Regions from separate parts of the Homo sapiens genome. Here region 1 is linked to region 2. A link is an interaction called in ENCODE POLR2A ChIA-PET data of the cell type or tissue named here. Cell type or tissue: Caco-2. All regions are shown on one strand. Each heading gives the region's core, and the rest is flanking DNA. Links, peaks and the distances in the headings are about the cores only. Region 1 has its middle 9.6 kb from the start of PTPN9. Region 2 holds the start of CSPG4 (chondroitin sulfate proteoglycan 4).

What was found. Peaks named below come from ENCODE experiments on the same cell type or tissue, not always from the same donor. Only the 100,000 strongest peaks of a DNase experiment are listed, where the experiment ranks them.
Region 1: POLR2A ChIA-PET joins it to region 2 with 5 read pairs; 2 of 35 experiments call an interaction of 5 or more read pairs at or near these places.

Annotation. Positions count from the first base shown.
Region 1 is chr15:75,580,978-75,596,803 of GRCh38, reverse strand. No RefSeq gene overlaps it. Among named protein-coding and RNA genes, the nearest start is that of PTPN9, 9.6 kb to the right of the region's middle. In Caco-2, for the core only: no CTCF peak of the experiment used is centred there; a DNase peak (open chromatin) is centred at 4,613.
Region 2 is chr15:75,705,620-75,721,445 of GRCh38, reverse strand. CSPG4 (chondroitin sulfate proteoglycan 4) reads left to right here and starts at 8,598. Exons shown (of 10, transcript NM_001897.5): 1 at 8,598-8,778. The coding sequence starts at 8,691. In Caco-2, for the core only: no CTCF peak of the experiment used is centred there; a DNase peak (open chromatin) is centred at 8,574; H3K4me3 peaks cover 755 bases.

The DNA of each region.
Region 1 (15,826 bases), core at 891-8,890, 120 kb after region 2:
AGGATATATCAGCCAAAATTATCAACAATCACAACTTGATTTTTTTTTTTTTATTTTGGGATAGAGTCTTGCTGTGTTGCCCAGGCTGGAGTGCAGTGGCACAGTCTCGGCTCACTGCAACCTCCGCCTCCCCAGTTCAGACGATTCTCCTGCCTCACCCTCCTGAGTAGCTGGGATTACAGGGGTGAGCCACTGCGCCCAGAGACTATAACAGCTTTCAATGAGGTCTGTGAGTCCTTGTGGCGAATTATATAACCAGAGGGTAGTCTTAGGGTTCCCCAAACTTGCAACTGGTATCCAAAGTAACGGTAGTCTGTGGACTATTCCCTGAGTTTGGGAAATATATATGTAAATACATAAGTGTGATAAAATATTATAATCACTGTGAGAGCTGGCTGTATGGATGGGGAGGGCACAAAGAATGGCTACTCTACCTGCAGAGGAAAATGTTCAAACAGGTGTCTTTTGAATGGAGTCCTTCAAAGACGAATAGGTATATCCACCAGGTGAATGAAGTCAGAGTGAGCGGGGATGGTGTAGGGGAAAAGTATGAAACAGATGCATTTATACACAGAACTGTAAAACAGCATCACTGAAAAGTAGGCAGCAAAGGAGGCAAGGTAATTTATGAGGCTGGAGAGATATACTAAGGTCAGGTCATGAATGAACTTGCATGGCAGGATGAGAAGCTTCACATGTATCTTGCAGTCAATGGTACATCCTTGAAGTAACATGATCAAACCTATATTTTTAGAAAGGATCACTCTGCTATGGCAGGGATGGATTCAAAGGGGAAAAGACTAGTGGCAGGGAAACTAGGTAGGAGGATCTGGCAGTACCCTATGAGAGAGATGATGAAGGCCTGAATTAAGGTTGTAGAGGAAATGAAGAGAGAGGTGGGAATTAAAGGACATGGTGACTCACTAGCTGTGAAATATAAGAAATGGAATCATCATTGTGATGATTCCTAGATTCCTAATATGGGTGACTGAGTGCCACTAACAAGGACAAGGATCCCAGGAAAAGCACAGTTGAGGGGGATTGAGGAGGAAAGGTATTGAGTTCAGTTTGGGACATGCTGAGTATTAAGGTGACTGGAGATGAATGGCAAGTAGATAGATACAGGTCTGGAGGTATCAGCACATAGATGGCAGCTGAAGTCAGGTAAGAAAAAGCTGGGGAAATGTCCCTCAGATTTGGAAAACAGGAGACCAGTAGTCCTTTGAGAGGACTTGAAGTGGCAGGAACAGAAGTCAGGTTTCAGTAGGTTTAGACATTAATGAGAAATGACCAAGTGGAGAAATAGCAAATGTGGATAAATCACTGCCAAACACAAGTGGATTAGGGTGACACAAACTCTTCCAGTGCAGCCACTGGAACTCAGCATGACTTTTCTCAGACTGTAGGCCGGGCGCGGTGGCTCACGCCTGTAATCCCAGCACTTTGGGAGACCAAGGCGGGAGGAGCACAAGGTCAGGAGATCAAGAGCATCTTGGTTAACATGGTGAAACCCCGTCTCTACTAAAAATACAAAAAATTAGCTGAGTGTGGTGGCACACGCCTGTAGTCCCAGCTACTCAGGAGGCTAAGGCAGGAGAATCGCTTGAACCCAGGAGACAGAGGTTGCAGTGAGCCGAGATCACGCCATTGCACTCCAGCCTGGGCGACAGAGTGAGACTCAGTCTAAAAAAAATAAAAATAAAAAATAAAAAAAAAAAAAGATTGTAAATACATAGGTGTGGTAAAATCACTGTGAGAGCTGGCAGTTTTTGTAACAACAAAAAAAGACAGAGAGAGTGAGAGAAATACGACCAGGGGACACACTGCTATTCAGTGATCAATAGATAATACTGGCTTCTTAGTTAAAAATGTAAGGGGCACTCTGAGATAGGTCCTTCAAGCTACCATTAAAAAATATCAAGTTGTGCTTGTTGATTATTTTGGCTGATATATCCTTTGATTCAATAAGACTGCTTATTCTGGATCTACTGGTTGAAAACCCTGGTCTTTTCTAGGTGCATGGGTTCCAGCAGTACTTGAGATAAAATAGGTGATCTCAAATAGTGGTTCTTTGCTAACTCATGCCAAGCTGGCCCTCCTGCCAAGGCAAGCAAGGTAGGCCATGGCAATAGTATCAGTTAGGGACCGTGTGATGGCTCACGTCTGTAATCCCACACTCTAGGAAGCCAAGATGGGTGGATCACTTGAGCCCAGGAGTTCAAGACCAGCCCGGGCTACATGGCGAAACCCCGTCTCTACAAAAAATACAAAAATAGCCAGGCGTGCTGGCTGTAGTCCCAGCTACTTGGGAGCTGAGGTGGGAGGAGAATGTGATTGGCCCATCTTGAGTTATGAGCCTGACACTTGACTAAGGGAGGGCAATTATCCCAGACTATAGCATCACTCAAATATATTGCATGGGAAGATGACTCTACAATAAAAAGAAACTGGGTGCTGGGCGCAGTGGCTCACGCCTGTAGTCCCAGCACTTTGGGAGCCCAAGGCAGGTGGATCACCTGAGGTCGGGAGTTCGAGACCAGCCTGACCAACATGGAGAGACCAGCCTGACCGTCTGTACTAAAAATACAAAATTAGTGGGGCGTGGTGGTGCATGCCTATAATCCCAGCTACTTGGGAGGCTAAGGCAGGAGAATCACTTGAACCCAGGAGGCAGAGGTTGTGGTGAGCCGAGACTGCGCCATTGCACTCCATGCCTGGGAAATAAGAGTGAAACTCCGTCTCAAAAAAAGAAAAGAAAAGAAAAGAAACAAACAAAAAAAAGAAACTGGGTGCTGTTTAGAGGGCTGGCTAGAAAACAAATATGCAGTCATAGCAACCTATAACACAACCATCTTTTTTTTTTTTTCCTTTTTTGAGACAGGGGCTCACCCTGTTGCTCAGGCTGGAGTACAGTAGTGCAATAATAGCTTACTGCAGCCTTGACCTCCCAGTGATCCTCCTGCTTCAGCCTCTCAAGTAGCTGGGATTACAGGCATGAGCCACCACGCCTGGCTAATTTTCGTATTTTTTTTTTAGAGACAAGGTTTCGCCGTGTTGCCCAGGCTGGTCTCAAACTCCTGAGCTCAAGTGATCTGCCCACCTTAGCCTCTCAAAGTGCTGGGATTACAGGCATGAGCCACCATGCCCAGCCAACACAACCATCTTTAAAACAGGTGGCAAGAGGTAGTTTGATAATCTCTAAAGAAATATGACCAGGTGGAGGCCAGGCGCGGTGGCTTATGCCTGTAATCCCAGCACTCTGGGAGGCCGAGGCGGGCGGATCACGAGGTCAGGAGATCGAGACCATCCTGGCTAACACGGTGAAAACCCATCTCTACTAAAAATACAAAAAATTGGCCAGGCGTGGTAGCGGGCGCCTGTAGTCCCAGCTACTCGGGAGGTTGAGGCAGGAGAATGGCGTGAACCTGGGAGGCAGAGCTTGCGGTGAGCTGAGATCAGGCCACTGCACTCCAGCCTGGGCGACATAGCAAGACTCCGTCTCAAAAAGAAAAAAAAAAAATGTAAGGGGCACTCTGAAATAGGTCCTTCAAGCTAGCATTCAAAAATATCAAGATGTGGGCTGGGCGCAGTGGCTCATGCCTGTAATCCCAGTGCTTTGGGAGGACGAGGCGGGTGGATCATGAGGTCAGGAGTTCGAGACCAGCTGGCCAATATGGTGAAACCCTGTCTCTACTAAAAATTAAAAAAAATTAGCTGGACATGGTGGCGGGTGCCTGTAGTCTCAGCTACTTGGGAGGCTGAGGCAGGAGAATGGTGTGAACCCAGGAGGCAGAGGTTGCAGTGAGCCGAGATCGCGCCACTGCACTCCAGCCTGGGTGACAGAGCGAGACTCCGTCTCAAAAAAAAAAAAAAAAAAAGCTGTTATGGTCACAATCACAGTTTAATCACAGTGAAAGGAAACAGAGTAAAGTCGGCCAAGGGAAGAGATGCACGGAGCAGAAAGCAGGAAAGTTCCAAATGCAGAGCTCCCAGTGGAATCATGGACAGAGTTAATTTTCCCAGTATGTGTAACAATACTCACAGAGTATTGCCAATCAGGCAGTCTCACCTGAGCTTTGATGTCCAAAGTTTTTTTTTGTTTTGTTGTTGTTTTGAGATGGAGTCTCGCTCTGTGGCCCAGGCTGGAGTGCAGTGGCACAATCTTGGCTCACTGCAACCTCCACCTCCTGGGTTCAAGTGATTCTCCTGCCTCAGCCTCCCAAGTAGCTGGAATTACAGGCATCTGCCACCACGTCCAGCTAATTTTTGTATTTTAAGTGGAGACAGGGTTTCCCCCATGTTGGCCAGGCTGGTCTTGAACTCCTGACCTCAGGTGATCTGCCCACCTTGGCCTCCCAAAGTGCTGGGATTACAGGCATGAGCCACCGCGTCTGGCTGGAATGATGTCTAAAATTTTTATTGGGGCTCAGTCATGTGGACCTGATTGTCTGCCCATGTGACTGACCTCAGTCTCCAGCCCCTCCATAAGTCTACCTGATAAAGTGTGATCCAAAGTCTTCCCTCCTCCCTCATCACATTGCTAAACTATCTGGTACGCCCCAAAGACTTCTGCCTAAATCACATTGTTAGACTGTCCAGTGTGGCCTAAGGTCTGCCTCCTGGTAAACAAAGATACTTTTATCAGGCAAGACATTCCAAGGGCTTAGAGGTTACCTCCCAGGAGCGAAGGGCAAAGGCCAGAACACTCTTTGCAAGGTTAAGTTCTTTACTACATACTCCTTCTATTAGCTAGCAAGTTCCATGAGGTCAGGAACCTGGTCTTCCTCATCTTTAGGTCCCCAGTGCCTGGCATTATGCTTGGCACTTGTTACGTCAATAACTTTTAGTTGAGTGAATGAAGAAATACTAAGGTGGAATGAGAATGCACCCTGGAGGAGAGCCCCTCCTCTCTGCTGCTGCACAGAGGAGTGACCTTGCTGAGAAAGCTAAATGGAGGTGTGTGGCAAGCTGCTAACAGGTGCTTGGATATACTGCAGACTTTTAGGAACAAGAACTATATTTAGTTCTGTGTACGTGATTAAAAGGATAGCTTAAAAACTAACTTTGTACATTGGAAAAGGGAAAGGCAATCACCCTAGCTGTCCTTTCTAATAAAGAAATGAGACTGGGCATGGTGGTTCACACCTATAATCCCAGTGCTTTGGGAGGCCAAGGCAGGAGGATTTCTTGAGGCCAGGAGTTCCAGACCAGCCTGGCCAACAGAGCGAGACCTTGTCTCTACAAAAAATTTAAAAATTAGTTGGGCATGGTGATAGGTGCCTGTAGTCCTAGCTGCTTGGAAGGCTGAGGTAGGAGGATCTCCTATGGCCAGGAGTTAGAGCTGCAATTAGCTATAATTATACCATTGCACTCTATACAGATAGATATTTTTTAGAGATGGGATCTCAACTACATTGCCCAGGCTGGTCTTGAACACCTGGGCTCAAGCAATCCTCCCATCTCGGCCTCCTGAGTGTCTGGGGCTACAGACGTGCACCACTGTGCCCACCTTTCTTTCTTTTGGCAGGGTGGGGTGAATCTTTTATAGCCAAATCATCTTTTTTTTTTTTTTGAGATGGAGTCTTGCTCTGTAGCCCAGGCTGGATTGCAATGGTGCAATCTCGGCTCACTACAACCTCCGCCTCCCGGGTTCAAGCAATTCTCCTGCCTCAGTCTCCTGAGTAGCTGGGATTACAGGCACGCGCCACCACGCCCAGCTAATTTTTGTATTTTTAGTAGAGATGGGGTTTCACCACATTGGTCAGGCTGGTCTCGAACTCCTGACCTCGTGATCCACCCGCCTCAGCCTCCCAAAGTGCTGGGATTACAGGCGTGAGCCACCACGCCCAGCCTCATATCATCTTTATAGCACAACACAAGTCTCTTTTATAGGCAGTAGAAATTTTGGAGCAATGTTTGAGAGGAGCTTTGGATTTTAGAAATAAAAATGTTTGGTGGAGAAGGTTATAAAATTCCAACTCCAGCATTGGAAGTATGTCTATTCTTAAACCCAAATAAATACAACAAAAGAGAGGGGAAAATGGTAAGATATGTCTCATAGATAAAGTGGCCATCTTCCTTGATTCAGTCATTCAACACATTTATCAAGGGATTGCCTACTATGTTCTAGGTTCTAGGTGCTGGGAGTTCAGGGGCCAACAGGACAGATGTGGTTCCTGCCATCCTGAAGCTTACAATCTAGTAAGGCACACAAACACTAGGCCAATGAATGTAGAAACAAGTGCATAATTACAAATTGTGATCAGCTCTCTGACGAATAAAAGGGTGCTATGAGTCTCAGAAAGTGCAGTTCAGTTTAGAGAGTAATCAAGGAAGATCTTGCTGGGGAAGTGACTTTTGAGCTGAGACCTTAAGGATGAATCAGATATGTCTGGTGAAGAAGGTGCTGGGAGGGGAGGATAAGCTTTCTAGACAGAGACCTGAAACTTATGCTATTTTTTTTCTTTCTCTTTTTCTTTTTTGTGGGTACATCACATAGTAGATGTATATATTTATGGGTCACATGAGATATTTTCATACAGGCATGCAACGCATAATAATCACATCAAGGTAAATGGGGTATCCATCCCAGGCATTTATCCTTTGTGTTACAAACAATCCAATTATATTCTTAATTATTTTGAAATGTACAATTAAATTATTTTGTACTATAGTCACCCTGTTGTGCTAGCAAATACACCTTACTCATTCTTTTTTTTTTTTCTAATTTGAGACAGGGTCTCACTCTGTCACCCAGGCTGGAGTGCAGTGGCGTGATCTCAGCTCACTGCAACCCCTGCCTCCCAGGCTCAAGTGATCTTTTTTGTATTTTTAGTAGAGACAGAGTCTTGCCATGTTGCCTAGGCTGGTCTCAAATTCCTGAGCTCAAGCCATCCACTTGCCTTGGCCTCCCAAAGTGCAAGGATTATAGGCATGAGCCATTGCACCTGGCTCTTATTCATTCTTTCTATTTTTCTGTACCCATTAACCATCCCCACTTCTCCCTCACCCCCCACTACCCTTCCCATCCTCTGGTTACCATCCTTCTACTCTTTATCTCCATGAGTTCAATTATTTTAATTTTTAGCTCCTACAAAATAAGTGAGAACATGGGAAGTTTGTCTTTCTGTGCCTGGCTTATTTCACTTAACATAATGACCTTCAGTTCCATCCATGTTGTTGCAAATGACAGGATCCCTCTCTCTCTTTTTTTTTTTTTTTTTTTTTGAGACAGAGTCTCACTCTGTCACCCAGTCTGGAGTGCAGTGGCACAATCTTGGCTCACTGCAACCTCTGCCTCCCAGGTTCAAGCGATTCTCATGCCTCAGCCTCCCAAGTAGCTGGGATTACAGGTATGCGCCACCACACCCGGTTAATTTTTGTATTTTTAGTATTTTTTTAAACAGAGACAGGGATTCATCATGTTGGCTAGGCTGGTCTTCAACCCCTGGCCTCAAGTGATCTGCCCCTCGGCCTCCCAAAGTGCTGAAATTACAGGCGTGAGTCACTGTACCCGGCCTCATTCTTTTTTATGACTTAATAGTTCTCCATTGTGTATCTGTGCCACATTTTCTTTATCCATTTATATGTTGATGAACACTTAGGCTGCTTCCAAATTTTAGCTATTGTGAATAGTGCAGCAGTAAACATGGGAGTGCAGATGTCTCTTCAACATACTGATTTCCTTTCTTTGGGGTATATACCTAGGAGGGGGATTGGTAGCTTTATTTTTGGCTTTTTCTTTTCTTTCCTCCCCTCCCTCTCCCCTCCCCTCCCACTCCCCTCTCTTCCCCTCCCCTTCCTTCCCCTCCTCCCTCCCCTTTTCCTCCTCTCCCCCCTCCCCTCCCCTTTCCTTCCCTCCCCTCCCCTTTTCCTCCCTTCCCCTTTTCTTCCCCTCCCCTTCCTTCCCCCCTCCTCCCCTCACCCCTCTTTTCCCCTACACCTTCCCTCCCTTCCCTTCCCCTCCCCTCTCCTCCCTTTTCAACAAGGTCTGACTCTCTTGCCCAGGCTGGAGTGCAGTGGTGTAATCACAGTTCACTGCAGCCTTTATTTCCCAGGCTCAAGTGATCCTCACACCTCAGCCTCCCAAGTACCTGGGACTACAGGTGTGCATCACTACTCCTAGCTGATTTTCTTTATATTTTGTACAGATGAGGTCTCACTGTGTTGCCCAGCCTGGACTCAAACTCCTGGAATCTTGGACTCAAGTGATCTTCCTGCCTTAGCCTCCAGGCATGAGCCACCTCACCTGGCTATATTTTTAGGTTTTCTTTAGGAACCTCCAAATTGTTCTCCATAGTGGTTGTACTAATTTATATTCCCACCAAAAGTGTATGAGGGTTCCCTATTCTCCACATCCTTGCCAGCATTTGTTATTGCCTGTCTTTTGGATAAAAACCATTTTAACTGGGGTGAGATGGTATCTCATTGTAATTTTATTTTATTTTATTTATTTATTTATTTTGAGATAGAGTCTCACTCTGTTGCCCAGGCTGGAGTGCAGTGGCGCAATCCGCCTCCCGGGTTCAAGCGATTCTCCTGTTTCATCCTCCTGAGTAGCTGGGATTACAGGTGTGCACCACTGTGCCCTGCTAATATTTGTATTTTTAGTAGAGACGAGGTTTCACCATGTTGGCCAGGCTGGTCTTGAACTCCTGACCTCAAGTGATCCACCTGCCTCGGCCTCCCAAAGTGCTGAGATTAAAGGCATGAGCCACCATGCCTGGCCTCATTGTAGTTTCGATTTGCATTTCTCTGATGATCAGTGAAGTTAAGCATCTTTTTATATGCCTGTTGAGATTTAAATGTCTTATTTTATAAAATGTCTGTTCTGGGCTGGGTGTGGTGGCTCACGCATGTAATCCCAGCACTTGGAGAGGCTGAAGTGGGTGTATCATCTGAGGTCAGGTGTTCAAGACCAGCCTGGACAATATGGTGAAACCCCATCTCTACTAAAAATACAAAAATTAGCTGGGCATGGTGGTGGGCGCCTGTAATCCCAGCTACTCAGGAGGCTGAGGCATGAGAATTGCTTGAACCCAGGAGGCGGAGGTTGCAGTGAGCTGAGATCGCATCACTGCACTCCAGCCCGGGTGATAGATTGAGACTCTCTCTCAGAAAAACAAAACAAAACGTCTGTTTTGGGCCGGGCGCGGTGGCTCACGCCTGTAATCCCAGCACTTTGGGAGGCCAAGGCGGGCAGATCACCTGAGGTTAGGAGTTCGAGACCAGCCTGGTCAACATGGCGAAAGCCTGTCTCTACTAAAAATACAAAAATTAGCCGGATATATATGTAGAAAGCTGAAACTGCATCCCTTCCTTACACCTTATACAAAAATTAATTCAAGATGGATTAAAGACTTAAATGTTAGACCTAAAACCATAAAAACCCTAGAAGAAAACCTAGGCAATACCATTCAGGACATAGGCGTGGGCAAGGACTTCATGACTAAAACACCAAAAGCAGTGGCAACAAAAGCCCAAAATAGACAAATGGGATTTAATTAAACTAAAGAACTTCTGCACAGCAAAAGAAACTACCATCAGAGTGAACAGGCAACTTACAGAATGGGAGAAAATTTTTGCAATCTACCCATCTGACAAAGGGCTAATATTCGGAATCTACAAAGAACTTAAACAAATTTACAAGAAAAAATCAAACAACCCCATCAAAAAGTGGGTGAAGGATATGAACAGACGCTTCTCAAAAGAAGACATTTATGCAGCCAACAGACACATGAAAAAATGCTCATCACCACTGGCCATCAGAGAAATGCAAATCAAAACCACAATGAGATACCATCTCACACCAGTTAGAATGGCGATCATTAAAAAGTCAGGAAACAACAGATGCTGGAGAGGATGTGGAGAAATAGGAACTCTTTTACACTGTTGGTGGGAGTATAAACTAGTTCAACCATTGTGGAAGACAGTGTGGCAATTCCTCAAGGATCTAGAACTAGAAATATGATTTGACCCAGCGATCCCATTACTGGGTATATACCCAAAGGATTATGAATCATGCTACTATAAAGACACGTGCACACATATGTTTATTGCGGCACTATTCACAATAGCAAAGACTTGGAACCAACCCAAATGTCCATTAGTGATAGACTGGATTAAGAAAATGTGGCACATATACACCATGGAATACTATGCAGCCATAAAAAAGGATGAGTTCATGTCCTTTGTAGGGACATGGATGAAGCTGGAAACCATCATTCTCAGCAAACTATCGCAAGGATAGGAAACCAAACACCGAATGTTCTCACTCATAGGTGGGAATTGAACAATGAGAACACTTGGACACAGGGTGGGGAACATCAAACAGCGGGGCTGGTCATGGGGAGGGATAGCATTAGGAGATATACCTAATGTAAATGACGAGTTAATGGGTGCAGCACACCAATATGACACATGTATACATATGTAACAAACCTGCACATTGTGCACATGTACCCTAGAACTTAAAGTATAATAATAATAAAAAAAATTAGCCAGATGTGGTGGTGCACACCTGTAATCCCAGCTACTCGAGAGGCTGAGGCAGGAGAATTGCTTGAAACGAGGGGGCAGAGGATGCAGTGGGCTGAGATCGTGCCATTGCACTCCAGCTGAGGTGACAGAGTGACACTCTGCCTCAAAAAAAATAAAAAGCAAGGAGGGGCCAGGCGCGGTGGTTCACGCCTGTAATCCCAGCTACTTGAGAGGCTGAGGCACAAGAATCACCTGAGCCAGGGAAGTGGAAGTTGCAGTGAGCCGAGATTGTGCCACTGCACTCCAGCCTGGGTAACAGAGCGAGACTCCATCTCAAACAAAAGAAAAACAGCTGGGTGTGGTGGCTCACGCCTGTAGTCCCAGCACTTTGGGAGGCCGAGGTGGATGGATGACGAGGTCAGGAGTTCACGACCAGTCTGGCCAACATGGTGAAAACCCATCTCTACTAAAAATACAAAAATTAGCTGGGCGTAGTGGCAGGCGCCTGTAATCCCAACTACTCGGGAGTCTGAGGCAGAGAATTGCTTGAACCCAGGAGGCGGAAGTTGCAGTAAGCTGAGACCGCACTACTGTACTCCGGCCTGAGCAACACAGCAAGACTCCATCTCAGCAAAAAAAAAAAAAAGTAAGGAGGCTGTATCAATGGATCTACTATATATGCTTTTTGTAAAATAAGGATCATAGTTTCACCTTTCTTATACTATTATGGTGAGAGTAAATCAATGAAAGTCATTTAGAACAGTGTGTGGGGTAAATGTAAGGACACAATAAATGTCAACCTATTATTTCAGTGTATGTGTGTACTGTAATTTATTTACTGAGTCTTCTATTGATGGGCCATAATGTTTCTTTGTTTGGGATGGAGTCTCACTCTGTTGCCAGGCTGGCGTGCAGTAGGGCGATCTCGGCTCACTGCAACCTCCACCTCCCAGGTTCAAGTGATTCTCTTGCCTCAGCCTCCCGAGTAGCGGGACTATAGGCATGTGCCACCACACTCAGCTAATTTTTGTATTTTTAGTAGAGACGGGGTTTCACCATGTTGGTCTCAATCTCTTGATCTCGTGATCTGCCCACCTTAGCCTCCCAAAGTGCTGGGATTACAGGTGTGAGCCACCGCGCCCAGCCTTTTTTTTTTTTTTTTTTTTTTGAGACAGAGTCTCCCTCTGTCACCAGGCTGGAGTGCAGTGGTGGTGCGATCTCGGCTGACTGCAACCTCTGCCTCCCGGGTTCAAGCGATTCTCCTGCCTCAGCCTCTCGAGTGGTTGGGACAGTGGTGCGCACAACCATGCCCAGCTAATTTTTGTATCTTAGTAGAGACAAGGTTTCACCATGTTGGCCATGATGGTCTTGTTCTCCTTACCTCGTGATCCGCCTGCCTCAGCCTCCCAAAGTGCTGTGATTACAGGCATGAGCCACCGTGCCCGGCCTCATAATGTTTTCAATCTTTTGATACTACAAGCCATTCTGCAGTCTTTTAAGATTTTTGTTTGTTTGTTTTGCAACAGAGTTTTGCTCTCGTTTTATAGGCTAGAGTGCCATGGTGCGATTTCGGCTCATTGCAACCTCTGCCTCCCAGGTTCAAGCAATTCTGCCTCAGCCTCCCGAGTAGCTGGGATTACAGGCATGCAACATCTCGTCTGGCTAATTTCTTGTATTTTTAGCAGAGACGGGGTTTTACCATGTTGATCAGGGTGGTCTCGAACTCCTGACCTCAAGTGATCCACCCACCTGGGCCTCCCAAAGTGCTGGGATTACAGGCGTGAGCCCCGGTGCCCAGCCCAGCCTTTAAGATTTGATTGGGCAGGATGACAGTACCATACTTGAGTTCATTGGTTCAAGCCTGCAGTTACAGGCAAGCCAGGTAGTTGCCTCTCTACTCTGGGTCTCCTGGATTTACCTCTCAAAACAAACTGGCCAGCCAGCCGCCTTGCACTTTGTTTTGTTATTCACGTTTGTGCTCAGAAATTTCCAAACATTGTCCTGTTAAAACAGTGATGGATAACAGTTCCGGAGAACTCTCTTTCCTTACACACCCACACGCCCACACACACAGCTGTGCCTCTGAAAACACTGCTGAGTTCTCTCTCAGCCCACTCAGTTAAATATCTTTATTAATTCTCCTCCTCACCCAGTTCCTAGATCAGGAGTTAGAATGCCTGGGTTCAAGTTTTAGCTCAATACTAATTATTTAGTTGTGTGACTTTGGATAAATCACTGACCCCTGGTGTCCTGAGGATCAGTGGGCAAAACAAATGTGAAGTGTAAATAGTGAGTTGAGAGACTCCATCCTCTCCTGTCTCCAATCAATGGTTTGTACTACTCAGGTCCTGCTGTTTCTTACTCCAGTTTAGTCCTAGAACCATTTGCTTGCCTAGGGAGAAAAAGCATACTTGGCCCGGCACGGTGGCTGACGCCCAACACTTTGGAAGGGGGAGGCAGGCAGATCACTTGAGCCCAGGAGTTCAAGCCTGAGGCTGGGAGTGATAGCTCACAACTATAATCCTAGAGCTTTGGGAGGCCAAGGTGGGTGGATCACTTGAGGTCAGGAATTCGAGACCAGCCTGGCCAACATGGTGAAAACCCGTCTCTACTAAAAAAAACACAAAAATTATATGGGCATGGTAGTGCATGCCTGTAATCCCAGCTACTCTGAAGGCTGAGGCAGGAGAATCACTTGAACCCGGGAGGCAGAGGTGGCAGTGAGCCCAGATCGTGCCATTACACTCCAGCCTGGGTGACACAGCGAGAGACCCTGTCTCAAAAAAAAAAAAAAAAAAAAAACGGGCAAGATAGTGGTTACCCTTCAGCAGAGTAGTAACTGACTGTGGGGTGGGGGATGGGCAAAAGGCGAGGCTTTGGCAAGTTCAGAATATTCTATTTGTTGATCTGTGCATTGGGCACAGACACGAGTGTGTTCAGTTTATGAAAATTCATCTGGCCGGGTGCAGTGGCTTACGCCTGTAATCCTAGCACTTTGGGACGCTGAGGTGGGTGGATTGCTTTGAGCTCAGGAGTTTGAGACCAGCCTGGGCAATGTGGCAAAACCCCATCTCTACAAAAAATATAAAAATGGGCCAGGCCTGGTGGCACGCACCTATAGTCCCAGCTATTTGGGAGGCTGAGGCTGGAGGATCGCTTGAGCCAGGAAGTAGAGGTTGCAGTGAGCCAGGATTGTGCTGTTGCACTCTATCCTGGGCAACAGAGTGAGACCCTGTCTCAAAAAATAAAATAAAAAAATTCATCAAGCAGTACACTTATATTTGTACTTTTTCTGTATATTACACTTCAATAAAAAGAAAGCAGGCTGGATGCAGTAGTTCACGCCTGTAATACCAGCACTTTGGGAGGCTGAGGTGGGCGGATTGCGTGAGGTCAGGAGTTCGAGACCAGCCTGGCTAACATGGTGAAACCCTGTCTCTACTAAAAATACAAAAATTAGCAGGGTGTGCTGGTGGACGCCTGTAATCTCACCTACTCAGGAGGCTGAGGCAGGAGAATTGCTTGAACCCAGGAGGTGGAGGTCACAGTGAGCCGAGATCACGCCATTGCACTCCAGCCTGGGAAACAGAGCAAGACCTCCACTCAAAAAAAAAAAAAAAAAAAAAAAAAAAAAAAAGTATTCCAGACTGGTTACAATACTGAAACTAAAGGAGTGATGAAGTCAACCTCCAGTCAGCTGTATTGATGCAAAGGAGAAAATATCCTAGCTGAGATAAAGATTCAAATACCAAGGATATCGTCTCTGATTCTTACCAAGGGCAGCCTGAAGTTCCTATTGCATTAATGCAGAAATTAGTTGAGGTCAGGGATTGTTTTTAAAATCCTAGAAGGAGCCGGGCATGGTGGCTCATGCCTGTAATGCCAACACTTTGGCAGGCTGAGGCGGGTGGATTGCCTGAGGTCAGGAGTTTGAGACCAGCCTGGCCAACACAGTGAAACCCCATCTCTACTAAAAATACGAAAAATTAGCTAGGCATGGTGGCAGACACCTGTAATCCCAGCTACTAGGGAGGCTGAGGCAGGAGAATTGCTTGAACCTGGGAAGTGGAGGTTGCAGTGAGCTGAGATCGTGCCATTGCACTCCAGCCTGGGCAACAAGAGCGAAACTCCATCTCAAACAAAAACAAAAATCCTAGAAGGCTGGGCACGGTGGCTCACACCTGTAATCCCAGCACTTTGGGAGGCTGAGGCAGGAAGATCGCCTGAGCCCAGTGTAACTGCCCAATGGGATCACCTTGCCTGCTGCTTACACAGCGGATATATCAAGACAGGGGAATTGCAATGGCAAAAGAGTAATTCACACAGAGCCGTCTGTGCAGGAGAGTGGAGTTTTATTATTATTATTATTATTATTATTTTGATTCAGCGTCTCGCTGTTTCGCCAGGCTGGAGTGCAGTGATGCGATCTTGGCTCACTGCAACCTCCACCTCCCGGGTTCAAGCGCTTCTCCTGCCTCAGACTCCCGAGTAGCTGGGACGACAGGTACGCGCCACCATGCCCAGCTAATTTTTGTATTTTTACTAGAGACGGGGTTTCACCATGTTGGCCAGGATGGTCTCGATCTCTTAACCTCATGATCCGCCTGCCTCAGCCTCCCAAAGTGCTGGGATTACAGGCGTGAGTCACCATGCCCGGCCTGGAGCTTTATTATTACTGAAATCAGTCTCCCTGGAGCATTAAGGGATCAGAGTTTTTAAAGATAATTTGGTGGGTAGGGGCTTAGGAAGTGGAGAGTGCTGATTGGTCAGGTTTGAGATTGGATCATAGGGAGTTGAAATGAGTTTTTCTTGCTGTCTTCTGTTCCTGGTTGGGATGGCAGACCTATTTGGGCCAGATTACCAGTCTGGATGGTATCAGCTGATGCACTGGGTGCAGGGTCTGCAAAATATCTCAAGCACTGATCTTAGGTTTTACAATAGTGATGTTATCCCCAGGAGCAGTTTGGGGAGGTTTAGACTCTTGGAGCCCATGGCTGCATGACCCCTAAATTGTAATTTCTAATCTTGTAGCTTAATCTGTTAGTCCTGCAAAGGCAGACTGGACCCCAGGGAAGAAGGGGGTCTTTTCGGGAAAGGGCTATTATCAATTTTGTTTCAGAGTCAAACCATGAACTGAATTCCTTCCCAAAGTTAGTTCGGCCTATGCCCAGGAATGAACAAGGACAGCTTAAGGGTTAGAAACAAGATAGAGTCAGTTAGGTCTGATTTCTTTCACTGTCATAAAATCATCAGTTATAATTTTGCAAAGGCAGTTTACCAGGAGTTTGAGACCAGCCTGGGCAACATAGTAAGACCCCTATCTCTACCAAAAAAAAAAAAAAAAAAA
Region 2 (15,826 bases), core at 4,281-12,280:
TTCAAACTGTCCCCCAAGCCCACATGCTTCTCCGTCACTGCCTGTCCCTCTCTGCCCAGCCCACAGACCACCTTCCCCACAGAGGTGTTTTCCAGTCATCTCCATTCTCACCTCCCTCTCACACTTGACTCAGCCTGAGTTGGCTCCAGGCCCACTGCTCCACCCGAAAGAGGCTTAACTCGACGCCCGCCACCTGCAGGTGGCAGCTGCTTCCAAGGGACACTCTTCATCCTCTAATGCAATAAATGCCAGCCCTGCCTCACTCATGCTGCCCCTCCTGCTGGCTCCAGGACGCCCTCCTTCTTTCCTTCTGTCTCTCGGCTGCCCCTGCACTGGCTTTCTTCCTGGCTTCCTTCCTTCCTCAACCTGACCTTTCAATGTTGGCGTATGCTTATTCATTGCAAAGGGGAAACAGTAACTTTATAGAAGAGAGGCCTGGCAGGCATCACCTCAACCAAGTGATACGAGTCAACATCCCAATGATTGCACAATAGATGTGTGCCTCTTGGTTTTGTTTGTTTGGTTTTTTTGTGGGGGATTTTTGGGGGAGACAGAGTCTTTTGCTCTGTCACCCAGGCTAGAGTGCAGTGGCGTGATCTCAGCTCACTATGACCTCTGCCTCCTGGGTTCAAGCAATTCTCCTGCCTCAGCCTCCTGAATAACTGGGATTAGGGGAGCCTGCTACCATGCCCAGCTAATTTTTGTATTTTTAGGAGAGGCAGGGTTTCACCATGTTGGCCAGGCTGGTCTCGAACTCCTGACCTCAAGTAATCTGCCCTCCTTGGCCTCCCAAAGCGCTGGGATTGCAGGTGTAAGCCACCACGCCCAGCCAGTTATGTGTCTTTTGATAGGCTGCGTGAGAAGGGCACGGCATCACTTCCTAGGCATTCCTGCCACAATACAGAACCTGAATTTAATCATGAGGAAAACAGACAAACTCAAACCAAAATTCACCTAAAAGAACTGGCCTGTACTTGTCAAAAATGGCAACATCATGGAAGACAATGAAACGCTGAAGAACCATGCAAGATGAATAGACACTCAGAAGAAAGCCGAGGTTTTCTTTTGTTATAAAGGATATTTTTGGGAAAATTGGCAAAGCTGGGGAGAAAAAAGTCTATGGCTTAGTTCAAAGTATTGTACCAATGTTAATTTCCTGGTTTTGATCATTGCACTCCAGTTATGAAAGAGAAGGTCCTGTTCTAGGAAATACTGCTTGAGCCCAGGAGATCGAGACCAGCCTGGACAACACAGTGGGACCCTGTCACTACCAAAAAAGAAAAAAAAAAATAGCCAGGCACGGTGGTGTGTGCCTGTAATCCCATCTACTCAAGCAGGAAGCTCCCTTGAGTCCAGAAGTTTGATGGTGTGGTGAGCTCTGATGGCACCACTGCAGTCCAGCCTGGGCAGCAGAGCGAGACCCTGTCTCATTTTAAAAAAAAAATTAAAAAAGAGGAAAAACTCACTGAAATATTTAGGAATAAAGGAGCATTATGTCTGCAACTTACTTTCAAATGGTTCAGAAAAATAGAGAGAGAGATGGCCGGGTGTGGTGGCTCATGCTTGTAATCCCAGCACTTTGGGAGGCCGAGGCGGGCAAATTACGAGGTCAGGAGATAGAGACCACCCTGGCTAACACAGTAAAACCCCATCTCTGCTAAAAATACAAAAAATTGGCCAGGTGCGGTGGCTCACGCCTGTAATCCCAGCACTTTGGGAGGCCAAGGCAGGCGGATCACAAGGTCAGGAGATCGAGACCATCCTGGCTAACAAGGTGAAACCCTGTCTCTACTAAAAATACAAAAAAAAAAAAAAAATTAGCCGGGCGTGGTGGCGGGCGCCTGTAGTCCCAGCTACTCGGGAGGCTGAGGCAAGAGAATGGCGTGAACCCAGGAGGCGGAGCTTGCAGTGAGCCAAGATGGGGCCACTGCACTGTACTCAAGCCTGGGCGACAGAGCAACACTCCATCTCCAAAAAAAAAAAAAAAAAAAAAAAAAAATACAAAAAATTAGCTGGGCTTGGTGGCACGTGCCTGTGGTCCCAGCTACTCGGGAAGCTGAGGCAGGAGAATCGCTTGAACCTGGGAGGCAGAGGTTGCAGTGAGCTGAGAATGCACCACTGTACTCCAGCCTGGAAACAGTGAGACTCCATCTAAAAAAAAAAAAAGAGAGAGAGAGAGAAAAGAATTTAAAATGTGGTAAACAATTAACATTTGGGAAATCTAGGTGGAGTATGTGGGAAACATTTGTAATCATCTTGCCACTTTTATCTAAGTCTGAAATTATGTCAAAATAAACATTTTAAGGAAGAGACGTTGGTGTCTCAGGGCTCAGTGCTGGGTCTTCCTCCCATTTTGCACCGCGCTCCTCTCTCCCGGGCAGCCTCATCTCCTCTGGTTGCTTTAATTCCCTTATCGATACCCCAGCAATCCGGAAGTAAAACTTCCCCTGACTAGACCTTCTTAGGAGCATTAGGCTCACATATACAGCCGCCTGCACAGTGTCACCTGGGTTTCTCACAAGCACCTTGAAATCAACATGCCCCAAGATTTCCTTATGAGATACCCCCCAGTCCCTGTCCATCTCAATCCATGACACCACCACCCACCCTTCTAAGTGCCCAAGCCAGAAACCTAGGCTTGTCCTGGACACCTCCCTTATCCCAACTCCCACATCCAACCAATTGCCAAGTCACTTTGGGGAGCCTGTCAGTTCCCCAAAACCAGGGTCCTGTTTATTCACCTGTGTCCCCAGCCCTCAGCATCAGCATAGTGCCTGACATATGATCTGTGCTTAAGAAATATTTGTTGAATGAATGAATTTGTTGATCAAGGAATGTCACTTCTTTTCATGGAAGCAGAGTCCTGCTTTCTGAGCCCCAGGCACGTGCCAGGTCTGACTCACTGGACTGCCATCTACGATGTGCTGGCTTCTATCAGTAATCTCTTGCTGCATAACAAATTACTTTCAAAATATAATTGCTTGAAACAGCAACTTCCTTCTGTTGCACACAGTTGCTGTGGGTCAGGAGTTTAAAAGTGACTTTGCTGGGTGGTTTTGGCTCCAGGTCTCTCAGGAGGTGGCAGTCAAGGTGTCAGTAGAGGTCAGGCACGGTGGCTCATGCCTGTAATCCCAGCACTTTGGGAGGCCAAGGCGGGTGGATCACTTGAGGTTAGTAGTTCAAGACCACCCTGACCAATATGGTGAAACCCCGTCTCTACTAAAAATACAAAAATTAGCTGGACATGGTGGTGCATGCCTGTAATCCCAGCTACTCGAGAGGGTGAGGCAGGAGAATCACTTGAATCCGGGAGGCAGAGGTTGCAGTGAACCAAGATCACACCACTGCACTCCAGCCTGGGCAACAAAGCTAGGTTCCATCTTAAAAAAAAAAAAAAAAAAAAAAAGTAGAGGTTGTATTAATCTTAAGATTTGATTAGGGTTGGCAGATCCACTTCCAAGATGGCTCATTCACATGAGTGGTGAGTTGATACTGGCTGCTGGCAAGAGGCTTCAGTTCCTCTCCACATTGGCACCTCCACAGTCTACTTAATTATCCTCAGATCATGGTGGCTGCAATCAGAAGAGAGCAAGGGAAAAGCTACCATATCTTTTCTGACCTCATCTTGGACGTCACTTCATCATTTCTGCAACACCCTATTGGCTGCATAAGGTGGCTGTATTCAACATGAGAGGGAGCTACCCAAGGGCATGAATGCCAGAAGGTGAGGCTCACTGAGGGCCATCTTGGAGCCTGGCTACCACTAGGCTTTTCACTGTGCAAGGACAAGAGCCAATGGGGCCAGTAGGGGCTGAACTCCAAGCTGGGTATTCTTGTATAGGGTGGTGTCCCCACTAAAGCTCCACACAGGCTAACAGCAGCCCCGCCAGCTTGCTCCAGCTGTCTCTTGGTTGTCAGTCTTGCCTCTCCTCCAAGGGACTCGGGGGAGTCACAGACAGCAGGACCCTGGCATAAAAATCATCATAACCACCAGGCACTTCAGAGTTTATAAAGCTCCGGCGCTTCTGTTGGAGGCCATCATCCAAGCACCTCGGTGGCTGTACATTTTACGGATGAGGAAAGGGGTACAGAAAGGCGAAGTGACTTGTCTGGGGCCACATAAAAAAAGGCTTGGCAGGACCGGGCTCCTGGCTCCTGACCCCACATTCTTTCCACTGCCCTGCCCAGTGGCCAGCTCAGACCCACATCCCCTGACATCTACTGCAAGCCTCATTCCCAGCCCTAAGCAGGTATTTCTCACCCTCCTTCTGGGAGCCCCAACCCAGCCCTCAAGCAAATATACTCACAAATTTTTCATCCAGGTGGGGACTGTCCACTCTACTTCCAAGAGGCTCTGTCTGCAGGCAGCCGGCTGTCCACTGGGGCCGCACAGCAAGGGTTAACAGCAGGAACTAATATTTAGAAACAGCACTACCCCAGAGGAGTCAGCTGTGGCCAGCTGGTCACAGCCACTGAAGCCACCAGCCTTTGTGAGTGTGATATGGAAGACGAGTGCCTGCTCCTGGAAAGCAAAGGCTCCAAGAGGGTCCTTCACCACCCCCGGCCCTTGTCCTCCCAGCACGGCTTGTGTGTGGCTCAGAGGCCAGGGCAAAGCCCTCCACTGGCCTCCCTTCCACAGCTGGCTCCTGAGAGTGGCAAACATAACTTTTCAGCTCCCGAACTGTGTAATTGTTGGGACTGGCTGCTCCCTCCCATCCTGAGCCTGGCTGCCTGTACTTGGAGGAGCCCTGTGTGTGCCTCTGCCAGAAGCAGGATCAGGACCACTCCTAACAGAGGCCCCAGGTCAAAGGCCCAGGCCCAGGGCCCGCTGCCATGGAGCTCTTGGCCAGAAAACTGCAGGGCCACTGAGCCAGCGCCTAAAGCCCGTGCCCTCTTGCACAGTAGTGGCCTAGGTTCTGTGACCTTCATGGCAGAGGGCCAATTCCCTGAGGGCGGGCCCTGGGCAGCAGGAGCACACCCCTGCTTAGGCACCACCCCATCTAGGGCACAGGCACACACCATTTCCCAGCAAGCTGGCTTTGGCCACAGGCTTCTTGGGTGGGGCCCAGGCAACGAGGGTGCAAAACACCCTGGCCAAGGGTGGGGCCAAACCACAGCCACTGCCCAGAGCGGGGACTCTTAGTCCAAGAAGCACTAGAGGTAGGAGTGACCAGCAGTGCTTGGCCAGCATGGTTGGGTGAACTCTGCTGGCAGGGAGGTGAGTATTACTGGGCCCTCTGTTGTCTTGTTCTCCAAGAACAATTGGAGAAATGGAGGCAGCACATACCACAGGTCACTGTAGCTTCAGAGAAGTTTGAATCTTCTTTTGCCCCTGGGTGGGAACATCCTTCTTCCTTCTTATAAGTGTGTTCTAAGCCTCCTTCTTTCCTCCTCCCTCCCACCCTGTGCTCTGTCCCATGCTTGGCTGGGGAGGCATGGACGCACACCTCCTGACCCAGCTAAGCAGGCCCCAGGTGAAACTAGGAGAGCTACGGAGATCAGGATTCCAGGGAATCTTTTGAAAGAGAAGTCGACGAGCACGAAGGAGGGCTAGGAGGGCTTGCTGGAGGAAGGTGAGATGTGGCCAGGGAGGTAGGGGCAGTCAGGGATGGCCACCAAGGATGCCTGGCCAAGCAAAGTCATGGGAAAGGTTGGAGGGCAGAAGGAAGAAGGCCCGAGCCAGACCTGAGGATGCCAGAGAGGCCCAGGTCAGCTCTGTTCAGCACTGAGGCTTCAGGGCCTTGGGTGAGCTTGCTGAGGAGCTGGAGAGGGGACAGTTGAGGAGCAGGCACAGCTGGTCCAGCAGCCTTTGTTCCAAGACAGTGGGAGGTGGTCAGGGGTCAGTTCCAAAGGCACACAGGGACCTCGACTTTCTGCCAGTCTGCCTGGCATGATGCTGCTCAGCATTGGTCCGGAGTTCCAGCCCTAGGTTACGGCTGAGCAAAGGCCAGGCCTGTGTGCGCTGGAGCCGCAGCATCCCTTTTCCACTGAGAGCCTCAGTTTCCTCATCTGGAAGCAGGGACACAGTTGGCCAACACATACGCTTCCCAAAGTTGTCAAGAGACCAAGTGAATGTTTTTTGTAAACTGGGAAGCCCCAGCAGAGATGCGCCAGCCGGGTTATTACCGCTGTGCTGGTTGCCATTATTTTCCAGGCCTGTGTTTCTCTGCCCAGCTAGCAACAAGGCAGGGGGAGGCTCCCAGCTAATCCAGACTTGAATCTCAGCTGTGGGTGGGAGCACCCTGTCTGGAGGCTCCACAGACATCTGTGTAGGTGGGGAGCAGGGAAGATGGGGAGGGGGTGGGGGGGGGAGATGGGGCCAGCAGAGATCTTCACCCAGATTTTTGATTCATAGAGCAAAAAGCCTTCTGTCTTATTTTTTCATTCCTGAAAAGAAAGCTCTTTTCCTCCAAACACAGTCTTCCAAGCAGCACCCCCACCCCCAGCCCCATAGCTTGTCAGTAATTAGCCCCTAATGAGGACCAGGTGTCCTACCGACTTGAGGAGAAGGAAAAACAAGGGACAGCCGGGCGCGGTGGCTCACACCTGTAATCCCAGCACTTTGGGAGGCTGAGGCGGGCAGATCACGAGGTCAGGAGTTCAAGACCAGCCTGGTCAACATGGTGAAACCCCATCTCTACTAAAAATACAAAAATTAGCCAGGCATGGTGGTGCACACCTGCAATCCCAGCTACTCAGGAGGCTGAGGCAGGAGAATCGCTTGAACCCGGGAGGCAGAGGTTGCAGTGAGCCGAGATCGCGCCATTACACTCCAGCCTGGGCAACAGAGCGAGACTCTGTCTCAAAAAAAAAAAAAAAAAAAACAAGGGACAAATTGTGGAATCAATGCCTTTACCGCCACTGAGGCCAGCCTAGCACAGCCTCCATCCCAGGCCTCCTAGGGCACCTGGATGGAAGCTCTTAGGTTTGCCAAAATCCCTACAGAACAGCAGCAATTGGTTTCTTAGTCAACTACAGCAGGCATTTATTGTACACCTACTGTATGCAGCAGCCTCTGGAGGAGAAAGTTCAAGCTTTACAACAAGGGAGGTGATATGTGTAAAGCTGTATGTAAACCATGAATCACAGGGAATGTGCAGGATGACAGAGACGGAGGAGAAAGGATAAGCATTTATTGAGCACCTACCGTATGCCAGGCCCTGGGCTAGGGACTTGAGGTACATTAAAGCATTTAATCCTCATTAACCCAATTTTACAAATGAGGAAACTGCCACAGAGAGGTGAGGGGACTTGTTCAAGGTTTGACAACCAAGTAAGGGAGCTGGGATTTGAACCCAGGTCTCTCTGGTTTCAAGACCAATACTCATAACCCCCACATGGACCAGGCACCATCACACCTGAGCACTGCACTTAGGGTCAAAGACCTGGCCCCACATCTCAGCAGCTATGTAGACTAGCTCCAGTCCCTTAATCTCTCTCAGCCTCAGTTTCTTCATCTGCAAAACAGGTCTCAGTTTCGTTGCAAAGTATGAAGTGCTGGGCTGTTACTGGTCAAAGGGAAGAGCTGGGAAGAGGGTGCAAGGTGGGGTTGGGCTGGAGATGGGCTGGAGCAGATAGATGGAGGGACCTGAATGGAGGAAGTAAACCAAGGCCCGGTAACATTGGGACTGGACAGAGAACACGCAGATCCTCTAGGCACCGGAAGCTAAGTAACATTGCCCTTTCTCCTCCTGTTTGGGACTAGGCTGATGTTGCTGCCTGGAAGGGAGCCAGCAGAAGGGCCCCAGCCTGAAGCTGTTAGGTAGAAGCCAAATCCAGGGCCAGATTTCCAGGAGGCAGCCTCGGGAAGTTGAAACACCCGGATTCAGGGGTCAGGAGGCCTGGGCTTCTGGCACCAAACGGCCAGGGACCTACTTTCCACCTGGAGTCTTGTAAGAGCCACTTTCAGCTTGAGCTGCACTTTCGTCCTCCATGAAATGGGGGAGGGGATGCTCCTCACCCACCTTGCAAGGTTATTTTGAGGCAAATGTCATGGCGGGACTGAGAATTCTTCTGCCCTGCGAGGAAATCCAGACATCTCTCCCTTACAGACAGGGAGACTGAGGTGAGGCCCTTCCAGGCAGAGAAGGTCACTGTTGCAGCCATGGGCAGTGCCCCACAGGACCTCGGGTGGTGCCTCTGGAGTCTGGAGAAGTTCCTAGGGGACCTCCGAGGCAAAGCAGCCCAAAAGCCGCCTGTGAGGGTGGCTGGTGTCTGTCCTTCCTCCTAAGGCTGGAGTGTGCCTGTGGAGGGGTCTCCTGAACTCCCGCAAAGGCAGAAAGGAGGGAAGTAGGGGCTGGGACAGTTCATGCCTCCTCCCTGAGGGGGTCTCCCGGGCTCGGCTCTTGGGGCCAGAGTTCAGGGTGTCTGGGCCTCTCTATGACTTTGTTCTAAGTCTTTAGGGTGGGGCTGGGGTCTGGCCCAGCTGCAAGGGCCCCCTCACCCCTGCCCCAGAGAGGAACAGCCCCGCACGGGCCCTTTAAGAAGGTTGAGGGTGGGGGCAGGTGGGGGAGTCCAAGCCTGAAACCCGAGCGGGCGCGCGGGTCTGCGCCTGCCCCGCCCCCGGAGTTAAGTGCGCGGACACCCGGAGCCGGCCCGCGCCCAGGAGCAGAGCCGCGCTCGCTCCACTCAGCTCCCAGCTCCCAGGACTCCGCTGGCTCCTCGCAAGTCCTGCCGCCCAGCCCGCCGGGATGCAGTCCGGGCCGCGGCCCCCACTTCCAGCCCCCGGCCTGGCCTTGGCTTTGACCCTGACTATGTTGGCCAGACTTGCATCCGCGGGTGAGTGAGGGGCCTGAGACCCCGACCCAGCCTGGCGGAACTAGAGGGGTTCCTCCGGGAGGGAAAAGGGACAGGAGGAGCCAGAAGTGGCCCCCAGATCGGGAGTCAAGCAGGCTGCGCTTCTCCCACCACTAGCTGGGGTCGCCAGGGGTTCAATCCTGGGGCGGACACGGGACCCCGCTATCTCAGGTTATGGGGTTTCTAGCTAGCCAAGGCTGTCCAGTTAGGGGCGGGAGCAGGCGCCCCAGGCATGGATTGCCTAGGGCGTGGCTTTGCCCGTTTGGATTGTCTGAGACACCAGTGGGGCCACCCCAATGCTGGCCGAGCTTTGTTTGCCAGGCAAGTTTGGGGTGAGTATGTTGGGGTCCAAAGGGACCCGGCGACAGTGAGAAGTGGGTCCTCCAGCTTCAGATGCCCTGGGCCAGGAATGGGGAGTGCTACAAGGTGGGAAACGAGGAATGAGCCACCCTGCCCTCCCCTGTGAGGAGCACCCCCACACCCCTCCAGCTGCCCCCCAGCTCTGCCCCTTCTTTCCTCCCCTTGCTTCCTTGCAGATCCGTCTATCTGCCACCTCCCCTCTTCATTCTCTCCTCTCCCTCCTCCTGTTGGTGACAGGCAGGACCCCCCACCCACTACCCACTCTCAGCCTCCTAGAGGGAGAGCTGGTGCCCCTCAGCGGGGCTTGTCCTACAGATAGCTCTGGACCACCCCCTGCCACACCTCCTCATCCCAGCACTGATGCCTGACCCAGCAGAGGCTGAATGGAAGTTCGCTTTCCGAGAAGTGCTGGGATATATCCCCTCTCTGTCCCGATGCCAGAAACCCCAACATGACAGCATTCTTCCTTCAGCGAAGGCAGCTCTAGTTATGCCATAAGAACTGTGGCCTTAGGGCCCATCCATCATCACTACCCACGTGTGATTCAGTGCTTCAGCTACACCTTCGAGATCATTCCCAAGAGCAACATGGAGCAAAGGCAGGGCCTGAGCCTCCTTCACAAGGGCCCAGGCCACACCCTTCTCTCCTTCAGATGGAGAAGCCAGCTCTAAAAGAGGGCATCACATGGTTCCCAGAAGGGAAGTGAGTCAAGGGAGGACCCCCGCGGGGTGAATCAGGGCTGGATCTCCAGGCTCCCTGTTCCTGCAGGGACCAGATCCCCTAAGATCTCAGGGCCTGAGGGATGGGCTGGGCCGCCAGGGAGATGGGAAGGGAGCATCCAAGGTGACCAGGGTGGTCAGCTCATTCAGGCCCCAGCCTCCAGCCAAGGAGGGATTCCAGTACCCCCACCTCCTTGGGCTTCAACTGAGAGCCATTCTCAAATACCTTCTTAGCCCTGACAGCATGCAGGCATGGTGCTAGGCTCGCAGGGGCACGGGAAATTGAGAGGCTGAACTGAGACTCATTCAGGAGGCAGAAAGGCAAATTAAATCTCAAACAGCAAAAATCTGGATGAAAAGTACAGAGGGGAGAAAAGCAGGGGCAAGCTGGGGCAGGACACAGGGTGGGCCTCAAACCAAGCCTTGGTGGATGGGAAGGGAGTCAGTCCTCCAGGCAGGGGCGCTGACTCAGAGGCACCAAGGTGGGCGTAAGCAGAGGGGTGTTGAGACAGGAAGGCCAGCAGCCTGGCTGGGAGGCGTATTTCGAGCACAGGCCAGGGAGAACCACTGGGCTGGGGCACAGAAGCCTTAAATGGCAAAATGAAGCCCACGGCCTTATGCCCTGTTGGCAAAGGAGATGCCACAAGGGTTTTAGGGCAAGAGAGCAGCATGGTGCTGTGGGGTTTTATAAAGTTACACCATCCCCTGCCTTTAGGAGGACTCGGAAATGAGGAGGGGCTGTGAGAGCTCCCGTCCAGCAACCCATCTCTGTCACCACTCCTGGTCCAGCTGCCTGCCCTGATTTCTGCAGTAGGGGCAGCCCCTGCCTGAGGAAGGCGTCCCTCCCACCCCTCCTGGATGCCCCTGGCTGCAAAGGCCCTCGTCCTCCCGTATCCGAATGAGGCGTGCTGGGAGGCTCTCCCTCTACTCATCAACATTTGAGGCATCCAGGTCAGGGGGCCTGGCAGTCAGCACCCTAGAGGCCATCTGGGCCAATCTTCCACTTGTATAGAGAGGGAAACTGAGGCCCCAGAGAGGAAGAAAAGTACTCTGAGTTCCACCAAGAACCCCAGCAGCCCAGGAAGAGCCCCCAGCCCTGCTTCGAGGGTGCTCCCAGCCTGCGTCGGGGCCTAGGCTTGGGCCACTGAGACAGTGTGGGTGACAGATGCGGTGTCCAGCTCCTTCTGAGCTGTATGGGAGGCCCCAGCAGAGAGCCAAGCATTGGGGGAGATTGGATTTGAGCTGATACTGGAAGGACAGGCAGAGAAGGAAGGAGGTGACATTCTAGTCGGGGGGTCACAGTGAGCACAGGGCAGGCAGGGGTGGTGGCTCCCACACCTCTTCCCTGGCATCACTGACTGAAAGGCAGAATGTGAGGGGTTGAAGTGGGACCCAGGTTGGGGAGTACCTGGCAGGGAGGGCTTGTGTGTTACCTGGGTGGGGACTCAGAACTGATGGGGGTATCTTAGTGAGCAGGGCCACAGGGACACCAGGTACAAGAAATTGAAGCAGGGTAGATCCTGCTGCCTCTGAGGATGGCTTGGGGGGACCGATGGTGCTCGGGACAGGCACTGAGCCTTGTGTGCACCTTGTGTGCCACCCCAGGCCTCCGGAGCAGGGCAGGGCCCAGGGGCCAGAGCCCTTGGCCCAGCCCACCCGGACTCGAGAAAAACTGTTCTAGAGCAAGTGTAACGGAGCCTCCCTCCCTACGCCTGCCCGCCCGGGCAGGACAAGAAGGGCCTTTTAGTGCTGCCCGCCTGGGGGGCCTGGGGTGGGCCATGCCAGGTGGGCCAGGCGGCTGTCGATGACGGCAGGAGGGGAGTAGGGTGCGTGTGGAGCTCTCAGAGGAAGTGTATAGGCTGTGTCTGGGAACTGGGCGTGCTGCCCAGGAGGGGCGGGCAGGGGAGGGGGAGTTGGAAATAGCCTTGACGTCCGCACTTACTGGCGCACACAGATGTGGGCACACACACTTGCACACGGCCACTCTCACAGACCTGGACGAGGTGGCTACTGCCTCTGTCTCCAAGTCCCCTACCTTAAAGATCTGGGCCAGTGGCACTTGCGGGGAAGGAAGTGAGCACAGGATGGGGACAGGGGTGCCACCTGAGGTGTGTCTTCTATTCAAGGCCAGGGGCAAATGAACAAGGGGCCTGTGGGCATGGGACTGAGGCCTGGTCCCTCCCTGGTCCCTCTGCTCCTTCACTGCCTTTCCCCCTGACTCCCGCCCCATCCAGCTCTCCTCTTGCCTCCAACATGCCCTCCGCCCCAGCATATGTCAGTTCAATAGAGCCTTCCAGAGTTAAGGCTCTTCCTCCAGCTGCAGGCTTAGGGCAGGTTTCAGATTTACTGTATTACCATTCCTACTGAGTTTGTATGAGGAATTTTTGAATGAACTGAATTTGTATGAACAATTTTGTACTTGGCTCCTCCGTGGGGCAAGGGTTCCTAGCTCTCTCCGCTTCTCAGGAGGGTCCGTAACTCCAAACAGGAGAGGACAGAGCTGTCTTATTGCTGTGCTCTTACCTTCAGGGACACCCCATAGTGTGCACTAACCATGTTGTTAGTCCTGCAGCCCCACAGCAGCCCTGCAGGTCAGGAAACAGTCACTGCAGCCTCAACCTCCCAGGCTCAAGCGATCTCCCCACCTCAGCCTCCTGAGTAGCTGGGACTTCAAGCATGTGCCACCACACCAGGGTAATTATTTTTTGTAGAGACGAGGTCTCACTATGTTGCCCAGGCTGGTCTCGAACTCCTGGGCTCAAGCAAGCCTCCCACCTGGGACTCCCAAAGTGCTGGGATTACAGGTGTGAACCACCATACCTGTCCAACAGTCCTATTTTACAGATGAGGAAACTGAGGCTCAGAGAAAAGCAGGGACTGCCTCAGGTCTCTCTTTGGGCACACAGGCCGTGGTGTTCTCACTCACCCCAACAGCAGCGAGTTTCCCCACATCAGGCCAGGTGGACAACCACCCACCAGTGGGCTCAGGCCCCAGCAGGGGAAAGAGAGAGGTCTGCAGGGACAGACAGCTCGCTGAGGACTCCAGATGTTTGTTCTGTCTCCCCATCCCCCACCAGCCAGCGTTCTCTCCCTTTCCAAACCCTCCCCACTTTCTCACAGCCTAAGCAAATCCCCTTCAAAAAACCCTCTCCCCCCAAAGCTAGGGTTGCCAATGAAGCCACTTTTGTCTCTGATGTAGGGTGATAGCTGTAGGGCTGCTGTCAAGGTGGCCTGGTGGCAGGGGTGGGCCCCATCAGGGACAGTGCCTGTCCTGTTGAGCATTCCTGCCTCTCGCTCAGCTCCTTCCCACACCCAGGCCGGCTCCCAGCCTGTGGAGGAGGCCGCTGGCTCTGCCAGCCCTGGCATGCATGCGTTAGCCAGGCCTCCAGCCATCGCTCCTGCTTCAACACTTCAGTGTGTGGCTCTCCTGCGGCCTAAGGTTGAGGTGTGTCAGTGACGCTGCCTCCCTTCCCGGAACTTACTGCAGAAACCCCTGACCCCAGACCAGCCCCCCATGGATCCTGGGGAAACCCGGGCTCAGACAGAGGAGCCTGCTTGTTCAGAGTCACACAGTGAGTCCTCAGGAGATTAGGGGGAGGGCTCCCTACTCTTTGGCCCTGGTTTGGGGGGTAGCTTCACCCTCAGGACCAGCAGCTCCCCGGGAGCACACATCCCACCTGCTTTGCTCAGGGGTCTCCCCCATTGTAGGGCTCACAGCCTGGCCCCCAGAGGGGTGTAGAGATCACTGAGCCAACCAGGGATTTTCTGACTGCACTCCAGCGCACCCCAGGGCTCTCCAGCTGAGCCGGCCTGGAGGCAGCTGAGCTTGGGAATATGGGACGCCTGCCCCACCCCAATTCATGCAGAGCCACTCCACAAACCTGTTTATAGATTGGGTTCCATGAAGATTGGTACTAAGGGCCCTTGGAAGATGTCCTTCCCCAAGTCTGGGAGCCTGGAGGCCGGGAGCAGAAGGTGGTCCCAGCTTCCTCACAGCAGGCCTGGGGCTGTGTGGCCTCTCCTGCCCCAGCTTCCCACTCCTGCCCACTGCCTGCTGGCCCTCACTCCACACTGGCTGAGTGTCCCTTATCTGAAATGTTGGGGACCTGAAGTGTTTCAGATTTTGGAATTTTTTGGCTTTTGGAATATTTGTTATATATAGTGAGATATTTTGAAGATGGGACCCAAGTCTAAACATGAAATTGATTTATGTTTCATATACACCTTATACACATAGGCTGAAGGTAACATTATAGATTTTTTTAAAGAAATTTTGTGCCTGAGAGAAATTTATGTTAAGTTCTTATGTGTGGAGGCCAGGCGCGGTGGCTCACGCCTGTAATCCCAGCACTTTGGGAGGCTGAGGCAGGCAGGTCACCTGAGCTCAGGAGTTCGAGACCAGCCTGGCCAACATGGTGAAACCCTGTCTCTACTAAAAATACAAAAATTAGCTGGGCGTGCTGGCGACACCTGTAATCCCAGCTACTCAGGATACTGAGGCATGAGAATCGCTTGAACCTGGGAGGCAGATGTTGCAGTGAGCTAAGATCGCGTCACTGCACTCCAGCCTGGGTGACAGAGTCAGTGAGGGTTCATCTAAAAAAAAAAAAAAAAAAAGTTCTTATGTGTGAGATTTTCCACTGGTGGTATCCTATTGGCACTCAAAAAATTTTGGATTTAGGGGCATTTGGATTTTGAATTTTCAGATTAGGGATGCTCAACTGTGCTGTGCTATGTCCTTCTCTCCCCAAATATATCATCCTCCCTGGTCAAGGTGATCCTGTGTCCCACGGACTGGCTGATCAGATAGAACTAGGCCATCAGATAATAATCCACAACCGCTGGCACCTTTCCACTTCTACTCAAGCTGCTCCATGCAACAGGCCTTCCCTTTTCCCCCATCCTCCAAGGCTCAGCTCCAGTATCGCCACCCCCAGGAGCCTGTTCTAACCACAGATTGCTCTGAGACCCATGACCTGGATGGCCCCTCTCCTGGGGCCCTGCCCTCCATCTCTGTGGGGTTACAGGCCTTTCTTCCCCTACCCTCACCTGGCCTCTGTCCCCGGTTCATGACCTTCTTCAGCCTGACACCCAGTAAGTGCACATGCGTGTGTGTGCACACACACACTCACACACACACATACACATTCACACACACATACATACACTCACACATACACACTCACACACACGCAGTATTGCTCAGTAGGCAAGGAGAGTGTCCTGCCCCGAGCCAGCAGCCCCAGGGAAAACCCCCAAAATCAGGACACAGTGCCTCGTTCCCCCGCCAGGGCAGGCCCTCTGGCCTGGGCCAGTCCACTCTCTGGGGAGACAGAGGGGGCTGGGGAGAGGAGACGAACTTCCGTTCCCACCTAAGAGCAGCCCCTTCCCCCACCCACATTTCAGGAAGGGGCAGCTATAAATACCAGTGGGACCAGGACACTGATTCCCACGACACCCGCTTCTCCCTGCCCCTTCCCTGTGCACAGTTGCTGGGGCCAGACCAGCTCTCCTGCAGCTAGAGTCCAGCCAGGCAGGCCTGAGGCCTAGCCACACACACACAGAGACACAGACATACGCACACAGGCACACACAGACATAGATACACACAGACATACAGACACAGACACATGCACACAGACACACATACGCACACACACACGCACACAGACATATACACACAGGCACAGACACACACATATGCACACAGACACATACAGACACAGATACACACACACACTTTTACTTCCCACCCTGGTCAAGGAGGAGCAAATCACCCTTTTTGGGAGTCTGCGAGCAGCTGAGAGGGAGCCCCTCCCCTGCCCCTCAGCCCTGACCCAGGCCCCATCTCTCCCTCCTCTGAGTCCTGAGCTGTGGGAACCCACACAGGGAAGCAGGAGGCCAGGCACATGGTGGTGAAACACGGCATTAGAGAGCTCAGGTTGAATTCC